Regions from separate parts of the Homo sapiens genome. Here region 1 is linked to region 2. The links are chromatin loops, found by intact Hi-C in ENCODE. Cell type or tissue: heart left ventricle. All regions are shown on one strand. Each heading gives the region's core, and the rest is flanking DNA. Links, peaks and the distances in the headings are about the cores only.

Region 1 (11,048 bases), core at 2,345-7,344, 220 kb after region 2:
CATCTTCCTAGCGGGCTGCACCGGGGGGTTCCTGCAGGTGAGGGGGCAGTGAGTGGGCACACACAGGTGTCATAGGGATGGTCATCTCGATCTGTCCTCTCCCACCCTGCCCTGGCGACCCACAGCTGTGGAGGCATAGGCCTCTTGGAGGGGAACAAGAGGCCTGTGCTATGGCCTTCCAGGCTGCAGGCCTCTGGGGGAGGGCTGTGGGGAACAGAGGGGGCAAAAGGCAGAGACAGCTGGTGGGCAGTGCCAAGAGGGTGCTGGGAGAAGCAGCCTGGGCCACTCGCTCCAGCTGACGGGGCTTGCCCCCCTCCAGAGGGGTCTGCCAGCCTCAGAGCTGTGGGGAGCCCACTCCCCAAGGAGACCTTTGACCCTGGAGAACCACCAGCACCCCGCAGAGCTGTGAGCCCAGCCCCTCTGGCCGGGTCCTGATGAGGTCCTGACACTCCCCTGGCCCTGCCTGGCTCTACACTTTGCCTGCAGTGCTTGGGTGCCCATGACCTGGGAGCCTCACCTGAGGCCCAGCCCAGCAGGGCATTAACCATTCAGGCACTGCCGTCATCTGGGCTTTGGGCTTTAGAGGGGTGGATGGAGGGAAGAGGGACCAGCTGCCGCCAGTGGGAACCGGTGCTGAATGGGTCCTGTGAGCATAAGCAGGGAGAGGGTGCGCCCGGCACCCACTGACACCCCAGCCGCAAGCCAGGGTCGCCCTCTCCTGGGCAGCTGCCCCCAGTTCCTTGTCACACTTCATGGGGCAGAGAGCAAGGACAAAGGACAAAGTCAGGCTGCTCCTTCAAATGAATTAATGATTAATGAGACCCCCGGAGGCCCCGGCTTTTCTTCTGCCCCTTCTTGTGCGAGGTGCCACCTATAGGTTTCCTGAGCCCCGCGAGCCACATCCCACAAACACAAGGAAGAGAACCGAAGCCCTAAGCTAAGTGGCCAGGCCCGGCTTCTAAGTCACCCTGCCCCCCCAGCTCTTTGGAAAGCAGAAGTGGGGACTGTGAGGGCCGCTGATGGAGCCTGGGTTTACAGTGAAACCTGTGGCTTTAGTTTAACAGAGTCTTAAAGGAAAAATGTGTTTTAGTGTGGAGTGGGAAGAAGAGGCAGGGACTGACAGCCTCTGACGGGCACAGACGTTGCCCTGGTCTTCGCCGAAGCTGACCTTCTGAAATGGCATCTGACACTCCACCACCCCTGTGGGGGTGTCTGTCACCTGGTGTCAGCCTAGCCCTGTCCTCAGCCCCCAGGAGCTCAGGGCTCAGAACACCTCCTGAAGCCCTGAGCTCAGCCCTGCCAGCACGCTCTAGAGGGTGGCACAAGGCCCCATCTCCCAAGGGATGGTACCTAACCTACGACCCTTACTCCTGGGACCAAAGTAAACAAGCGAAGACTTGGCCTGCCACACCCTAAGTACCACCACCCACCACCAGAGGCGACCGCCAGCCCCCGTCGCCATCAGCCATCTCCAGGGCTGAGGAACTGAGCCCATGTACCTGTCACAAAACAAACAAGCAAAAAACAGATAAATCCCTCAGAGACAGGCTAGCCTTGACATGGACCCCGATTCTCACCTGGACTCCAAAAGCTATCTTGACCTACTGGCATCTCTGACCCAAATCTTAATTGCCCCCATCGCCCTCTACATCCCCCCAGCACTGACCCTCACCAGGACTCCAGCCCCAATTCCATCCCAAATCTGTGTAGCATCTGCTTCTGCCGATTCTAAGAGCCCTAGCACCTGCCAAGTCCCCCCATTACCCACCTTCCCACACTCAGAAGCCTCTTTGGTGGGATGCTAATGGGAAGGAGTCTTGCCTCTCTGGAGGCAGGAGGGGCTGGCCTTGTGCCCCTCCGGGCCTCTGAGAGGTGGGCGCAGGAGAACAGCACTCACGAGGGGACCTCCTTCACCCTGGGAAAGGGTGGTTTCTTTGCTATTTCACAGTCACAGGCTGAATCCTTCACTTGGCCCTGCCCACCGTACAGGTATGCTCACTGCCGGCTTTAGGGAGGCCAGAAACCAACCTGCTCCTGCAAAAAGAATCCAGGCTTGTTCTGAGTGCCTGCTGTAGGCCAGGCAAGTTGGTCACTGTTGCATGAGGGGCAGTGCCTCTCACTCTTGGGCCTGATGCCAAGGGAGGTGGCCTGTCCCGGTCGCATGCAGACATCCTGGCCATCCCAGCCACACATGCACGTGAGAGGCTGGGTGCCGGCAGGGTTCCTGAGGGACTGGAAGATGTGGCCCCCTGCCTGCCTCCTTCCTCTTGTGAATATAAGGGGCCAGTTCCCAGCCCAAAGCCCCACCCGGGGCCCTCATGTTTCATCACCAACAGGCCTACTGTCTGGCTCCTTTTGACCTCATCAAAGTCCGGCTACAAAACCAGACAGAGCCAAGGGCCCAGCCAGGGAGCCCCCCACCCCGGTACCAGGGGCCCGTGCACTGTGCAGCCTCCATCTTCCGGGAGGAGGGGCCCCGGGGGCTGTTCCGAGGAGCCTGGGCCCTGACGCTGAGGGACACCCCCACGGTGGGGATCTACTTCATCACCTATGAAGGGCTCTGTCGCCAGTACACACCAGAAGGCCAGAATCCCAGTAAGTAAAGTGGCGTGAGAGGATGGGGGACAGAGGTGTGGGTAGCAGGCAGGGTCCAGCGGGGACTGGGGAAGGAAACTAGGGTCTGGGGAGGATGCTCTGTTCTGGGTCTGACCCCTGCTCTGGGCTCTCTCTGCCCCAGGCTCAGCCACGGTGCTGGTGGCAGGGGGCTTTGCAGGCATTGCTTCCTGGGTGGCAGCCACGCCCTTAGACATGATCAAGTCCCGGATGCAGATGGATGGACTGAGACGCAGAGTGTACCAGGGGATGCTGGACTGCATGGTGAGCAGCATCCGGCAGGAAGGACTGGGAGTCTTCTTCCGGGGGGTCACCATCAACAGTGCCCGCGCCTTTCCCGTCAATGCTGTCACCTTCCTCAGCTACGAATATCTCCTCCGCTGGTGGGGATGAGCCCTGCGGCAATGCCAGCAGCTCCCCATCAGGCCCACGGCCTGGAGGCCAGTTTGAGATTGGAGGCCAGGTTGAAAGCTTGCAAATCAGTGCAAGAGGCTCAGCCCTTCCTAACCAAGGTGCCTCCCACCCGCGCAGATCTGGGCTGGGCAGACACCTGTGGGAGCCGGAAGCCAGGGGGCCTGTGCAGCCTCCCTGTGTAGCTGGCCTTGACTCCTTTGCCTCCCACATCTGTGAAACAGGGAGCATGAGGCACAAGTGAGCTGGCAAGTGGTGCTGGTGACATCCCAGCTCCTGTCCTGTGCCTTCACCTCTTTTTTTTTTTTTTTTTTTTTTTGAGATGGAGTCTTTCTCTGTCACCCAGGCTGGAATGCAGTGGCGTGATCTCGGCTCACTGCAACCTCCGCCTTTCCACCTTCCGGGTTCAAGCAACTCTCCTGCCTCAGCCTCCCAAGTAGCTGGGACTATAGGCGCCCGCCACCACACCCAGCTAAATTTTTGTATTTTTAGTAGAGACAGGGTTTCACCATGTCAGCCAGGATGGTCTTGATCTCCTGACTTTGTGATCCGCCCGCGTCGGCCTCTCAAAGTGCTGGGATTACAGGCGTGAGCCACCGCGCCCGGCTGCCTTCACCTCTTAAGGAGCTCTGAGACTCCACTTCTGAGAGTCCCTGCGGCCTCCCACCTCCCTGCCTTTCAAAGCTCTCTCCCCCATGACCCAGGATAACCCTATGTCTCCTCCCCCAGAATCCTTCAGTGGCTCTCATCACCTTCAGGAAAAGCCCAAACTCCTTCCACCCTCCAGGTTCCTCCCTCCCCACGAGGCTTTGTTCTCCTGGGGTTGCTTCCTGGACCCTGAACAAGTTGTGCTCTCATTGGCCGGGCCTGGCCAGCAGTGCACAGTGCCTGGCAGGTTGACTCTACCATCCCCGGGGCTGGCCCCGCTCTCCTCCGAGACCCAGGCTGAGCCCAGTCCCCTCACCCTTCCTTGACTTACCTCCCCACCTGAGGCTGACTTTGGGGTTCCCAGACACCCTACCCACACACATGCCTTGATCATAGCACTTGCCTGCGCTTCTTCAGAGTCATTAATTTGCTTCTCGGCTTCCCCACTGGACTGTGAGCTGCCTGAGGTCAGGGATTGCGCTTTGGATGGTTTCCAGCCTGAGCCTGGTGCTTGAACAGACGTGTGCAATAAATGCTCGTTAAATGATGCGACTGCACTCCTGACCTGTCTCTTCACGCCAGCTGCCACACCTGCTTCCCTGGTCTTGCCACACAGCTTTCTGTTGAACCTCCCAGCCCCCATTTTCCTGCTCTGACCCTTCTCGAGGTCACCTGCAGTGGAGGATGCTGGGAGCTGGGGGTCTGTCTGCTTTGCCCACTCCCAGCCAATGGTGCTTGTTTTCTTTTTCTTTTTCTCTATTTTTTCTTTTATTAGATACAGAGTCTCACTCTGTTGCCCAGGCTGGAGTGCAGTGGTGCCATTATAGCTCACTGTGGCCTTGAACTCCTGGACTCAAGTGATCTTCCCACCCTAGTCTTCTGAGTAGCTGGGACTACAGGTGTGTGCCACCGCACCTGGCTAATTTTTAATTTTTTTGTAGAGAGGAGGTCTCACTATGTTGCCCAGGCCGTCTTGAACTCCTGAGCACAGATAGCCCTCCCACCTTGGCCTCCCAAAGAGCTGGAGTTACAGGTGTGAGCCACTGTTGTTTTCTTTACCCATCTCACTTGCTCAGTGGGAATTAAAAACTGGCTGAGAGGGTTCTTTTAACTGACAACAAAATTGAGCATCAAGGGCCATTTGTACCCACTAATGTCCCTATCTGGTCTGAGATCAACGTGAGTCCACCTCATGGTGACCTGAATTCCTGCCATTTACTGGGGGCTCCCTGTAGAAACAATCACAGTGTTATGATCACAGTTGATAGAGAGGCAGCCTCGGCTCAGAGACATTATGTAACTTGTCCTAGGTCACACCGCGGGTAAATCATACAATTTGCTTAGATGCCTCTGAGCTTCCAGCCGCAGTGTCCAGTTACTTAGCTACCCTGCTCCACCTGGGCACATGGCTACCCTGCTCCACCTGGGCACATGGGGGTCTTCTGCGAGTCACCTAAGTTCAACTCCCCCCACACCACCCTGGGCTAGACCTGCCGGGACCATACTACGTCACGTGCTCATCAGAGCTCTCCTTCACCAGATCATGTGCTGCAGATGGCTGGAGGCCATCTGCAACTAGTTTTTGTATTTTTAGTAGAGATAGGGTTTCACCATGTTGGCCAGGCTGGCCTCGAACTCCTGGTCTTATGTGATCCACCCGCCTTGGCCTCCCAAAGCGTTGGGATTACAGGCGTGAGGCACCTGGCTCTGTCCTTGTTGCAACAGTTTAGGCCCTTGTTGCAACAGTTTAGCAAGCTTCATCCTGACTCAGTGGGTAAGGTACTGTGAGTTTCTAAGTCAGTGGTAATCCAAGTGTGGTCCATGGAGCAAAGCTTATTAGAAATGCAGCATCTGGCCAGACACAGTGGTTCACACCTGTAATTACAGCACTTTAGGAGGCCGAGGCAGGAGGACCACTTGAGGCTAGGAGTTCAAGACCAGCCTGGGCAACATAGTGAGACCTTGTATCTACCAAAAATTTAAACATTAGCCAGGTGTGGTGGCACTGTGCCTGTAGACAGAGCTGCTTGGGAGACTGAGGTGGGAGGACTGTTTGAACCTGGGAGGTTGAGGCTGCAGTGAGTTTTGATTGCGCCACTGTACTCCAGCGTGGGTGATGGAGCAAGACTCTGTCTCAAATAATAATAATGATAATAATTTTTAAAAAGATATGCAGCATCTCAGGCCCCACCCCAGACCTACCAAATCAGAATCTCTGAGGATGGGGCGCAGGAATCTGTGTTGTGAAAAGCTCTCCCAGGGATTTCTACACATGCTAAAGTTTAAGAATCGGTGTTCTGGGGGCTCCTGATCGTGGGAATGTGCTGCCCTTTCGGGCTGAGAAAGGTGTATGGTGGAAGAGACTCGAACTCCTAGTTTCTAGCAGTCTCTGCTCCTCCTATGGAAAACACAAGGTCCACCTGAGGCCGGTTCCCAGGTGCCTTGAGGCAGGCACTGCCCTTCCTGTGCCTCAGTTTCCTCTGTGATCCCTTTTTTTTTCTTTTGAGATGGTGTGTTGCTCTGTCACCCAGGCTGGGGTGCGGTGGCACGATCTCGGCTCACTGCAACTTCTGCTTCCTGGGTTCAAGTGATCCTCCTGCCTGGGACTACAGGTGCATGCCACCATGCCCGGCTAATTTTTTTGTACTTTTAGTAGAGACGGGGTTTTGCCATGTTGGCCAGCCTGGTCTGGAACTCCTGACCTCAAGTGATCCGCCCGCCTCAGCCTCCCAAAGTGCTGAGATTAACAGGCGTGAGCCACCACCCCCAGCTTTCCTCTGTGATCCCTTCTGATCGGACCATCTCTGAGCCCATCCAGCACCACCGCAGCGCCAGGGATTCCAGGCTGGACATTGCAGCGATGGTACAGCAGGTGTCAGAACACCACTGGGCAGCCCGTGGCTGGAAGGAAGCAAACAGGACGCATGAGGAGGAGGAGGTGGGCTCCTATAAACAGTGCAGGAAGTAGGCAGGAGGACAGGTCAGAGTGGTCCTCTGTTGTTTGCTATTTCTCATCAAATTACCAGTTAGCGGGAATTCCCATTTGGGTGCCCCTCTGTCTGAGAGAGAGCTGTTCTCCTTTTCCCTTTGCCTATTAAACCTCTGCTCCTAAACTCAAAACAACAACAACAAAACAGCAAGGGAGTAAAATGAAAAAAATCTATTTTTTTTGGCTTTAGTTAAATGGGCTCCCATTCTCCCTCTCTGGTTCTATCTAGAGGAGTCTCCTAAAGAGCCTGGAGTGCCCGTCCTCTAAACTCCACCTTTACAGCCAGAGAGAGTGGCCAGACTCAGGTGGGACCAGGGAGTTCCAGGCCCAAGTTCCTTCCACCAATCCATGGCAAAGGCTACCCACTGGGCTGGGAGAGCAGTCCTGGAGTGAGTTTAGGGTTTAGTATGGTGTGATTAGTGAGCAAATAACTCACTCCTGCACAGTGGCCCCAGGAGGAGATGCCACTATTGGAGGGGAGGGCAGAAAGACAAAGATGGGGCAGGAAGGGGCCAGAGAGATTCTAAAAATCTAGATGTTGGCTAGGCATGGTGGCTCTCATCTGTAATCCTAGCACTTTGGGATGCCAAGGTGGGCAGATCACCTGAAGTCAGGAGTTCGAGACCAGCCTGGCCAATATGGTGAAACCCCATCTCTACTAAAAACACAAAAATTAGCCAGGCGTGGTGGCACATGCCTGTAATCCCAACTACTAAGGAGGCTGAGGCAGGAGAATCTCTTGAACCCAGGTGGTGGAGGTTGAAGTGAGCTGAGATTGCCCCACTGCACTCCAGACTAGGTGACAGAGAGAGACTCTATCTCAAAAAACACAAAATTTAGCCGGGCTTCGTGGCTCATGCCTGTAATCTCAGCACTTTGGGAGGCCAAGGTGGGCAGATCACGAGGTCAGGAGATCGAGACCATCCTGGCTAACACAGTGAAACGCCGTCTCTACTAAAAATACAAAAAATTAGCCGGGCATGGTGGCACGCACCTGTAGTCACAGTTACTTGGGAGGCTGAGGCAGGAGAATCACCCGAACCAGAGAGGCGGAGGTTGCAGTGAGCCAAAATCGCGCCATTGCACTCCAGGCTGGATGACAGAGCGAGACTTCGTCTCAAAAAAAAGAAAACAAAACTAGATGTTTTTAATCAGCAGGGTCTCATAAGGCATGCGAAATTGCTTAAGGATTTAACAGATGGTATCTCAGGTTGCTGTTATTTTTGAGAACTCTTTTCGACAGAAGAAATCCCTAAGAACCAGGAGATAGTCTGTGAACCTGCTTTGAGGTTACAAAGGAGGTGGTGTCTGTCAGTCACTTGCAAAGAGCTGATAACTTGAGCAAACATGTTAAATAAAGTCCCATTGGACTCCTGTTGTCCAGCGTCATACTTCTTTTTTTAGCAATGACCACAGCTGAAGAAATTCCAGGAGACTAACTTATGTGTATAGTGACACTCCCTGTGGCTTTCCCCACCACACTCCAGCCTGGGGAAAGCTACATGCGCAGGGAAAGGGGGAAATGACACAACCACGAGATGACTCTGGCTTAAATAACTTTGACCAGACTCAGGAAACAGCTGAGCCAAGGGGGTCCATGCTGTGAATGTGACTTAACTGGTGTCTCCAGCCTGCTCAGGCTCCTGAGTGCCAGGCCCACACTGCTGTCTCTGGTCACACATCCTTAGATGTCCCAAAGGCACCTCAAGTTCCCCAGCCCGCCCTGCTGCCCTCAGCTCCCAGCCCAGGCCGATGCCTCAGAGGAGCTCTCCCTCTTCACCCCCGCCATGCCAAAAGAGTCTCTAACTCCTCTTAACCCTTTGAAAGATTTCTACTCCTTCCCAATTTTTTAGAGATGGGGGTCTCACTATGCTGCCCAGGCTGGTCTCGAATTCCTGGGCTCAAGTGATCCTCCTGTCTCAGCCTCCCAAAGTGCTGGGGTTACAGGCATGAGCTACTGCATCTGGCCTCGACTCCCTCTTTACCAATCCTAACAGCACAGCCCTGGTCCTGTCTCAGATCTGAACATGTACTTTAACTTTTTTTTTTTTTGAGACAGAGTCTTGCTCTATCGCCCAGGCTGGAGTGCAGTGGCAAGATCTCGGGTCACTGCGATGTCTGCTTCCCGGGTTTAAGCAATTCTCTGCCTCAGCCTCCCGAGTAGCTGGGATTACAGGCACCCGCCATCACACCCGGCTAATTTTTTGTATTTTTAGTAGAGATGGGGTTTCACCATCTTGGCCAGGCTAGTCTTGAACTCCTGATCTCATGATCTGCCTGCCTCGGCCTCCCAAAGTGCTGGGATTACAGGCGTGAGCCACCGCGCCTGGCCCAGGTACTTTAACTTTTGGCAGTACAATTCTCCCCAAGTCTCCCTGCTCCTCAGTGGCTTCCCAGTCCTCTGCAGAACCAGGGCAAGCTCCCTCCCGCAGCCTGCAAGGCTTGCAGGCGTGCACCTTCTCTTGGTTCCGTAAGCACATCAGGCTCCCTCCCACCACAAGACGTTTGCACATGCCCTTCTTTTTTGTTTTTTGAGACAGTCTCGCTCTGTTGCCCAGGCTGTAGTGCAGTGGCAGGATCAAAGCCCACTGCAGCCCCAACCTCTCAGGCTCAAGTATCCTCCCACCTTAGCCTCCCAAGTAGCTGGGATTACAAGTGTGTGCCACCTTGCCCAGCTAATTTTTATTTATATTTTATTTATTTATTTATTTATTTTTTTGGAGACAGAGTTTTACTCTCGTTGCCCAGGCTGGAATGCAATGGTGTGATCTTGGCTCACCGCAACTTCCACCTCCTGGGTTCAAGTGATTCTCCTGTCTCACCTCCCGAGTAGCTGGGATTACAGATATGTGCCACCATACCCGGCTCATTTTGTATTTTTAGTAGAGACGGGATTTCTCCATGTTGGTCAGGCTGGTCTCAAACTCCTGACCTCAGGTGATCCGCCCGCCTCGGCCTCCCAAAGTGCTGGGATTACAGGCATGAGCCACTATGCCCAGCCTAATTTTATTTATTTATTTATTTATTTTTGAGAGTTTTGCTCGTCGCCCAGGCTGGAGTGCAGTGGCTTGATCTCGGCTCATGTAACCCACCTCCCTGGTTCAAGCAATTCTCCTGTCTCAGCCTCCTCAATAGCTGGGATTACAGGTGCCCACCACCAAGCCTGGCTAATTTTTTGTATTTTTAGTAGAGACAGGGTTTCACCATGTTGGCCAGGATGGTCTGAAACTCCTGACCTCAGGTGATCCACCTGCCTCGGCCTCCCAAAGTGCTGGAATTACAGGCATGAGCCACTGCATCCAGCCTAATTTTTAATTTTTTTTTTTTTTTGTAAAAATGGGGTCTCATTATGTTGCCCAGGCTGTTTTTGAACTCCTGGGCTTAAGTGATCGTCTTGCCTCGGCCTCCCACAGTGCTGAGATTACAGGCATGAGACACTGTGCCCAGCCGCACATGCCCTCTGCCTGCCTGTGTGCCTCCCACCCAGCCTTCAGCTCTCAGTTCAGCCACACTTCCTTATGGAAACCTTGATCACATTCCTTTGACTTATGCCTGTTGTTTGGAATCACCTGGGGAGTTTGTGAAAATACAAATTGCTGGGTCCCACCCTCGAGTTTCTGGTTCAGTAGGCTTGGGGCGGGTCCAAGATTTGCCTTCCATTATGTTAGAGATAGGGTCTTACTATGTTGCCCAGATGCTGCTGCTGCTGCTGCTGAGAGCAACGCCTTGAGAACCACTGGCCCATGTTCTCACACTGTCCCCCTTCATCATTCTATAATGACACACTCTCATTCGTGTAACCCTTAGGTTATATCTGTCTCTCCTCTAAACTATGAGGTCTGGGAAGCAGAGACCCCTGTGTTAGCTCTTGTCAAAACTCTAGCTGGTAGACCGGGCGTGGTGGCTCACGCCTGTAATCCCAGCACTTTGGGAGGCCAAGGCAGGCAGATCACAAGGTCAGGAGATCAAGACCATCCTGGCTAACATGGTGAAACCCTGTCTCTACTAAAAATACAAAAAATTAGCCGGGCATGGTGGCGGGCACCTGTAGTCCCAGCTACTCGGGAGGCTGAGGCAGGAGAATGGCGTGAACCCGGGAGGCAGAGCTTGCAGTGAGCCGAGATTGCGCCACTGCACTCCAGCCTGGGCGACAGAGCAAGACTCCGTCTCAAAAAAACAAAACAAAACAAAACAAAACAAAACTCTAGCTGGCATACAGAGGTGCTCAGTAAATAGTTGTTGGCTGGGTGCAATGGCTCACACCTGTGATCCCAGCACTTTGGGAGGCCAGGATGGGAGGATCACTTGAGCCTAGGGGTTTGAGACCAGCCTGGAAAACATAGCGAGACCCCCGTCTCTGCAAAAATACAAAAAAATGGCCAAGCGC
Region 2 (7,357 bases), core at 604-5,603:
GTGAGCCGAGATTGCACCACTGCACTCCAGCCTGGGCGACAGAGCGAGACTCCATCTCAAAAAAAAGAGTAGTAAGTTCCACCCACCTCCCAGTATGGTGACTTGCCATGGCATCTGGCACCCCTGACAGTTCTCTTCACACTGCCATGGGGGCTCTGGCACTCCCACACCATACCCTAGGGCAGGGTCCCTCCCTCGGCCTCTGTCCATTCTCTTCACACTGCCATGGGGGCTCTGGCACTCCCACACCATACCCTAGGGCTGGGTCCCTTCCTTGGCCTCTGTCCTCAGCCCCTCTGACGTTAGAGGAGTTGGAACCCAGGCTCCCCCTTCCCCTCTCCCAGGTGCCCCATGGCAGCCCAGACTCTGTGTCTGCAGTTCAGGGGCAGGGAGTCAGGAGGGCAGGCACAAAGCGTTCTCAGGAAGAACTGGCAATCGGGCGCAAGGGTATCATCTGCCCGGGTGCTCTGGGCACCCTGGAGTCCTCTCCCCACCTCCCACCCCCACCTGATCCTTCCCAGCTGCCACCATTCCTCTCCCACCACACCACCCAGGCCAAAATCACTCCATCCATGACGCCTACAGTAGCCCAGCGTAGGTCTCCCTGGACCACATTTATCCTCAAGGGCCTGTGTCCTTATCCCCCCTTCACCCCCAACTCTCCCCTGCCACAGCCAGCCCTCTGTTCCTCTCACACCCCAAGCTCATTCCTACCTTCACTGGCCTCTTACTCCCCAGCTGAAATATCACCTCCTTAGCAGAGCTTTCCCAGTGAGATAACCCCCCCGCTCCCCGCAGAGCTCTCCCATCACCCAGGGTGTTTCCTTCATGGAACTCATGACAATGTGAGGTTGCCATGTTTCTTTGCTAAGAGGTTTCTTGTGTAAACACCAGGAAGGAAAGGACCTGTGCCTGTCCTCTTCCCTAAGCACTTGAATGAATGAATGAATGAATGAATGTGGTATGGGTGCCTGAGTGAGCAGGACCTTGAATAAGTGTGAGGTCCTCTCTAGGCTTCAGCTTCCTCCGCCTCCTCCCCTCACCGCAGCCGCCTTCCTCCACCCATCCCCACCATCCCAGCTGCTGTGAAATGGGCAAATGTCTTGCCTCCAGGACCTGGGAAGGGTGATGCAGCTCACCTCCCTCCTGTTCACACCCCAGCCACCCCAGCCATCCCAGCCGGGTCCCAGCCACCCACACAGCACCTCCTCCTGGCCCCGCCCTGCCCAGCCCCTCCCAGGTGCCTGAGGTGGAGCCGCCAGTTCCCACAGCACCCCAGCGGCCTGCCATGGGGGGTCTAAGGCCCTGGTCCCGATACGGGCTCCTGGTTGTGGCCCACTTGCTGGCCCTGGGGCTTGGGGCTGTGGTGTTCCAGGCCCTGGAGGGGCCTCCTGCATGCAGGCTTCAGGCTGAGCTCAGGGCAGAGCTGGCAGCCTTCCAGGCAGAGCATAGGGCCTGCCTGCCACCCGGAGCTCTGGAAGAGCTGCTGGGCACTGCCCTGGCCACCCAGGCCCATGGGGTCTCCACCCTGGGCAACAGCTCAGAGGGCAGGACCTGGGACCTTCCCTCAGCCCTGCTCTTCGCTGCCAGCATCCTCACCACCACAGGTAAGAGAGCCAGGCAGCCAAGTCGGGGGGTGCGGCTCCAAGAGGCCATGGCTCCCTGGGGGCTTTGGGGTTCATGCAGCCCTTCCTTCAGCCCCAAAGAGCCAGATGGAGCCCAGGCCCTGTGAGGCCTGACATCACAGCTGGGGCTCCCCACCAACACACCCCAACTGGTGCCTCCACTTCAACTGCCAGGAAGGGTGTGGCCTCCCCAGTCCCACCCCAGGCACCCTTTGAGACCCAGGAGAGCTGCCCAGATGCCACAGCCTGTGGCCAGATAGGGGATACAATACAGTGGGATGGATTCTTGGATGGAAGCAAATAGAATGAACCTGGGAAGGACAGATCAGGACCATGGCCTCGGGTGGGGGAGTGAGGGAAGATAGGGGAGGAAGTCGGCATGAGATGCTTGTGGATCAGGAGGGCACAGACAGGGATGAGGGAGTCCTGCAGAGAAATCGCGTGGGCACAGGCCCAGGGAAAAGCAGCAATGAGACCCACAGCCCTGGGTTTTCGTATTTTTTGCCCCACAAAGTGTCTCAGTATTTTTTGAATTGGAATTTGTATTTCCAACTTTTTTTTTTTTTGAAACGGTGTCTGACCCTGTCACCCAGGCTGGGGTGCGGTGGTGCGATCTTGGCTCACTGCAACCTCCACCTCCCGGGTTCTAGCAATTCTCCTGCCTCAGCCTCCTGAGTAGCTGGGACTACAGGCATGCACCACCATGCCCGGCTAATTTTTGTGTTTTTAGTAGAGACGGGGTTTTGCCATGTTGGCCAGGCTGTTCTCAAACTCCTGACCTCAAGTGATCCACCTGCCTCAGCCTCCCAAAGTGTTGGGATTACAGGTGTGAGCCACTGTGCCCAGCTCATATTTCCAACTTCTTTTGGAAAATCAGGAAACCCACTCACACTGAGCCAGAATCCCTGCAAGGCAACATCCTGACTGGAGCAGAATGGGGCCTGCCCTTTGGATACAGCTCACACTTTCCAGTGTACCCCTGTCCCCACCACTCCTGTTTGTCTCCCATCTGGCTCCGGTAGGCATGTGCGTTTGCAGCTCTGTATTAGCTGATCCTGTTCTCCCAGCACACCCCGCACTCCCACCCCTCCCCGCCTGGCACATGCCCTCTCTCGCCCATGCTGCCTCTTTGCAGCCCTTCATGATTTGCCTGCCCGACTCCCCCACCAGAAGGGGCAGGGCCTGGGCTGATTCAGATCCCAGTACAAAGCCTGGCACACAGGACATGACACACATTTGGGGAAAGAGTGGATGATATTCCACCAGCTGTGGAATCGGGAGTATCTGTTAAGGGCAGCGCAGTTCTCAGAATTGTCCCAGCTACAAAAGGCCTGAGGAACTGTCTTCTTTCATCCTTTCATTTTCCAAAAAAGAAAAGAATGGCCTAGAGAGGGTAAGGGATCCCCTGACGAAGAGGAGCAGAGCCAGCTAGAACCTGGGCCTGGCCAGTTCAAGGCCACCAGAGGGCAGCCTTCTGCGGAAGGCAGTATTGGGGTAGGCAGGGACCCCAGCAGACATGGCACTCAGAGCTCTCACTGTCCACTGACTCTCTCTTCTCCAGGTTATGGCCACATGGCCCCACTATCGCCAGGCGGAAAGGCCTTCTGCATGGTCTATGCAGCCCTGGGGCTGCCAGCCTCCTTAGCTCTCGTGGCCACCCTGCGCCATTGCCTGCTGCCTGTGCTCAGCCGCCCACGTGCCTGGGTAGCGGTCCACTGGCAGCTGTCACCGGCCAGGGCTGCGCTGCTGCAGGCAGTTGCACTGGGACTGCTGGTGGCCAGCAGCTTTGTGCTGCTGCCAGCGCTGGTGCTGTGGGGCCTTCAGGGCGACTGCAGCCTGCTGGGGGCCGTCTACTTCTGCTTCAGCTCGCTCAGCACCATTGGCCTGGAGGACTTGCTGCCCGGCCGCGGCCGCAGCCTGCACCCCGTGATTTACCACCTGGGCCAGCTCGCACTTCTTGGTAAGTCCAGCCACCTAACAGCGTGTGGGGGAAGGGGGAAGAGGAGCCTGGACTAGGACTCCCATAAATCACTGGGGGGCTGGGCCTTGCAGGTGGAGGGACCTCACTCCAGGGCACGGCGTGGGAGGGGTAGTCGAAGAGCTCTGGTGGCAGCGTTGAGAAGGGGGTGAGTGGTGCCAGTTGCCAGGGCAAGTCACTGCGCTGGGAGGTGGGCGGGGAGCATCACCAGAACCCAGGCGCTGCCCCAGCACCTTCTCCTCCCCAGGTTACTTGCTTCTAGGACTCTTGGCCATGCTGCTGGCAGTGGAGACCTTCTCTGAGCTGCCGCAGGTCCGTGCCATGGGGAAGTTCTTCAGACCCAGTGGTCCTGTGACTGCTGAGGACCAAGGTGGCATCCTAGGGCAGGATGAACTGGCTCTGAGCACCCTGCCGCCCGCGGCCCCAGCTTCAGGACAAGCCCCTGCTTGCTGAAGCGTCAGGTGACCGAGTTCAGCTCCGTAAGGTGGCGGCACCTGAGGAGGAAGCAGCCAGGAGTGGCTGGGGAAGAATCTGGAGATGGAGCCGCGGTGAGGGTGGGCGGGAGGCCTCAGAGGATACTGTTAATCATAAAATGAGCAACGACTTCGGCTATTTTCAACTATTTCGAATGGGACTTCCCTGAGCCACCGGCCACCATCCCGGGAAGGCCGAGGTCCAGCCTCCGCTGGCCCTGGGAACCTCGAAACCGCACCTTCCGGCTTAGGATGGCAGAGCCGCCCGCCTCAGCCTCGGCGCACTCCCCTCCGCCTATTGAGAGCCCAGGTGGAGCGGAGAAAAGGCCGGCGCTGGGGTAGTCTCGTCCAACTTTATTGCTCTGGAGAACAGGAGGGCAAGCCAGCGCGGGGCGGTAGTGCCCAGGCATCCCTCTCCCCGAGGCCGCCGGCCCGGCCGTGCCGTCGGGGAGGACCCCGCACCCGCCGCGAGCGCGCACACACCCTCGGTGACAAATAAATACGGCGGCCGCCCCGCCCGTGGGGTCGGGGATCCGCCCTGCCCTGTACGGGGAAGGGCGCCGGCGGCCCCTAGCGGACACGCGCGCGGCCTCCGGGACGGCCGGGTCGTCCGCAGCGCAGGCCCGGGGCGGCGGCGGACGCCGGGGACGCGAGAAGTTATGGGCCACCCGGGCCGGCGGCCTCAGCTCAGCACGCAGCGCTCCCGCCGGCTCAACTGCCGGCTCAGCTTGCGGCGCCGCTGTTCCAGGCCGCGCTCCAGGCGCTCGTCCTCCTCCAGGGCGCTGGGGAGAACGGGTTCGAGTCAGCGCTCCGTTGGGCGGGGTCCACACGCAGCCCTCTGCGGGAGCAAGTCCCGGACCCTCCCAACTCCCAGCGCCGCCCAGCGCCACTCACATCCGCTCCTTGTGGTCCAGGTCCCGGACTAGCTCATCGCGCTGGTTCACCAGCGACACCAGCTCCTCCAGTAGGAGCTGCTCTCGGTGCTGCTGAGCGGACGTTTTCTGCCAGTCTGAGGGTCGAAGCGGCTAAGCGTCAGGAGGCGCGGGCCCAGGGCTGTGCCGCCTCCACCCTGGCTCTGTCTTGCCTCCCGGCCCCTGAGCCCATGTCCCACCTTCGATGGCCAGCATGGCCCGCAGCTCGCGGCTCAGCAGCTCGAACCTTCGCTCCAAGTCCTGCTCCTCCATGCTGGAAGGTGGCGGGGGGTGGGTGGCGGGGGGGTGGCAGTTCAGGAAAAGGGGCGTAGGGAGAGAGTGCCCAGGGCTCTGGCCACTCCCTGACCCCATCCCACCTCCCCAGCAGTTCCCGAGGGCAGGGCTGACCGCAGAGCTATCCTCTAGTCTCCAGACCACATTATCGCTTTTCTTCTGTTTTCTCCAATTGCTGGGTGTTTGTGTTGCTCCTCCCACACACCCCCCAGAAGGACCCCCGAAGGATTATTTGGATGAACAGTACTCATAAACAGGAAGCACTGGCTACAGTTATTCTGAAAAATCCCAAACGCAAAAGGGAGGCAAAGCTGTCTCCACCCTGCAGGATGACAAAGGCAATGGCCGCAGAGTGGCTTCGGACCCCACATGGGAACCAGATCAGATCTCTCTGGGCTTCTGTTTTCCTTACTGTAAAGGCTGGAGTGCAGTGGCACGATCTCGGCTCACTGCAATCTCTCAACCCCAGGAGGGTTCAAGCGATTCTCCTGCCTCAGCCTTCCCAGAAGCTGGAACTACAGGCGCCCGCCACCAGGCCTGGCTAATGTTTTGTATTTTTAGTAGAGACGGGGTTTCACTGTGTTAGCCAGATGGTCTCAATCTCCTGACCTTGTGATCTGCCCGCCTCGGCCTCCCAAAGTGCTGGGATTACAGGCGTGAGCCACCGCGCCCGGCCGGTTTTCTTATTAGTAAAAATAGTTCTAATTTAAGAGTTTTACCCTTAATTTTTGTTTTAATTTTTATTTTTTGAGACAGAGTCTCACTCTTTTGCCCAGACTAGAGTGTAATGGTCTGATCTTGGCTCACTGCAACCTCTGCCTCCCAGGTTCAAGCGATTCTCCTGCCTCAGCCTTCCAAGTTGCTGGGATTACAGGCGCGTGCCACCATACTTGGCTAATTTTTGTATTTTTAGTAGAGATGGGGTTTCACCATGTTGGCTGGTCTTGAACTCCTGACCTCAGATGATCCGCCTGCCTCGGCCTCCCCAGGTGCTGGGATTACAGGCATGAGACACCGTGCCTGGCCAGTTTTACACTTTAAACAGCAATTTGTTTAGGACAAAAACAGTAAGATGGAAGAGGAATCGTTTGTCAAAAAGATCTCTGTAGGAATAAGAAAGTAGTGAAGAACTCTAACCAAAGTAGCTAAGAGTCCCTCTGCTCTCCTGGCCCGGGGCCAGCACTCACAGCAGCTGCAGCTGGTCCTGCCTCCGGATGAGAGCGTTCTTCTTGTTGACCAGGGTGAACCACTCCTGGATCAGCACCTCCTCCTGCAGCTTGTTGGCACCTGCATTGGACAGGGACAGTCACCAGGCCTGCCCCCTGCCCCGTGTCAGGGTAGGGCAGCTGGGGGTTGGGGGAGGGGGTTTGCTCCCTTGTGACATCCCAGAAGCCAGAACTGTGTGCCTCGAGGAAGCCACTTCAGGGCCTCAGCATGCCTGGCTGTAAAATGGGAACGCTGATGCCAGCCGTGCCTCCTCCCAGCTCCTCCCAAGGTCAGGAACAGCTGCAGGGCTGGACAGACCTAGTGGCATGTGTTGGGGAAGGGATCCCTAGATGTATGCCCCACCTGACTCCATGAGGCTCCTCAGCTGCATCTCCACCTCAGCCGCCCGCCCATCTATCTGCCTCTGCTCCTGTTCCAGGGCCTGCAGCTCTGCACACACGTACTGACTTGTGTCCTGGAACCGTTGCTGGGGGTGGAAAAGGCAGAGAACAGGGTGGACTCAGCCCAGGCCCTGAATAGGTGGTGCTCACCCATCAGCTCCTCCCACTTAGCCCTCCTTACCAGCCCAGCCTCCTCCCCTGGGCTTGGGGGTGGTTCCTCCGAGGGGGAACTCCCACCTGCAGACAGAGATGATGATAAGGCACCCCCTAACCACCACCCACCCCCAGGAAGTCCCCAGTCCAGGCTTTGTGAGCAGCCTGAACTGAGATGGTCACCACTCCTGCTACTCACCAGGGGGCTGTTGAGAGTCTGCAGCTGTGGGTGGGCCTGGGGCAGGGCTGGGGTCAGGGGCCTGGCCTTCCTGTGGAAGAAGGGGCCAGTGAGGGCTGGGAGGGGTTTCCCACCAGC

What was found. A loop is a pair of places that touch in the nucleus more often than their neighbours do. Peaks named below come from ENCODE experiments on the same cell type or tissue, not always from the same donor. Only the 100,000 strongest peaks of a DNase experiment are listed, where the experiment ranks them.
Region 1: a loop joins it to region 2, with 2.2 times the contacts of the local background. A loop is called at or near these places in 15 of 110 quality-filtered maps.

Annotation. Positions count from the first base shown.
Region 1 is chr11:65,368,365-65,379,412 of GRCh38, reverse strand. It overlaps SLC25A45 (solute carrier family 25 member 45), which reads left to right. Exons shown (of 7, transcript NM_182556.4): 5 at 1-37; 6 at 2,337-2,595; 7 at 2,738-4,221. The coding sequence ends at 3,006. It also overlaps a transcript of FRMD8 not described here. Among named protein-coding and RNA genes, the nearest start is that of SLC25A45, 8.8 kb to the left of the region's middle. RefSeq lists an enhancer at 2,288-2,788. In heart left ventricle, for the core only: no CTCF peak of the experiment used is centred there; no DNase peak of the experiment used is centred there; H3K27ac peaks cover 57 bases.
Region 2 is chr11:65,589,704-65,597,060 of GRCh38, reverse strand. It overlaps EHBP1L1 (EH domain binding protein 1 like 1), which reads right to left. Exons shown (of 19, transcript NM_001099409.3): 13 at 7,241-7,310; 14 at 7,070-7,125; 15 at 6,851-6,974; 16 at 6,469-6,568; 17 at 5,188-5,261; 18 at 4,971-5,085; 19 at 4,411-4,858. The coding sequence ends at 4,759. KCNK7 (potassium two pore domain channel subfamily K member 7) reads left to right here and starts at 1,261. Exons shown (of 3, transcript NM_033347.2): 1 at 1,261-1,607; 2 at 3,187-3,585; 3 at 3,851-4,225. The coding sequence starts at 1,289. The coding sequence ends at 4,056. In heart left ventricle, for the core only: CTCF peaks have their summits at 3,088 (motif pointing right) and 4,666 (motif pointing left); DNase peaks (open chromatin) are centred at 3,110, 3,328, 4,609 and 4,966; H3K4me3 peaks cover 856 bases; H3K27ac peaks cover 1,030 bases.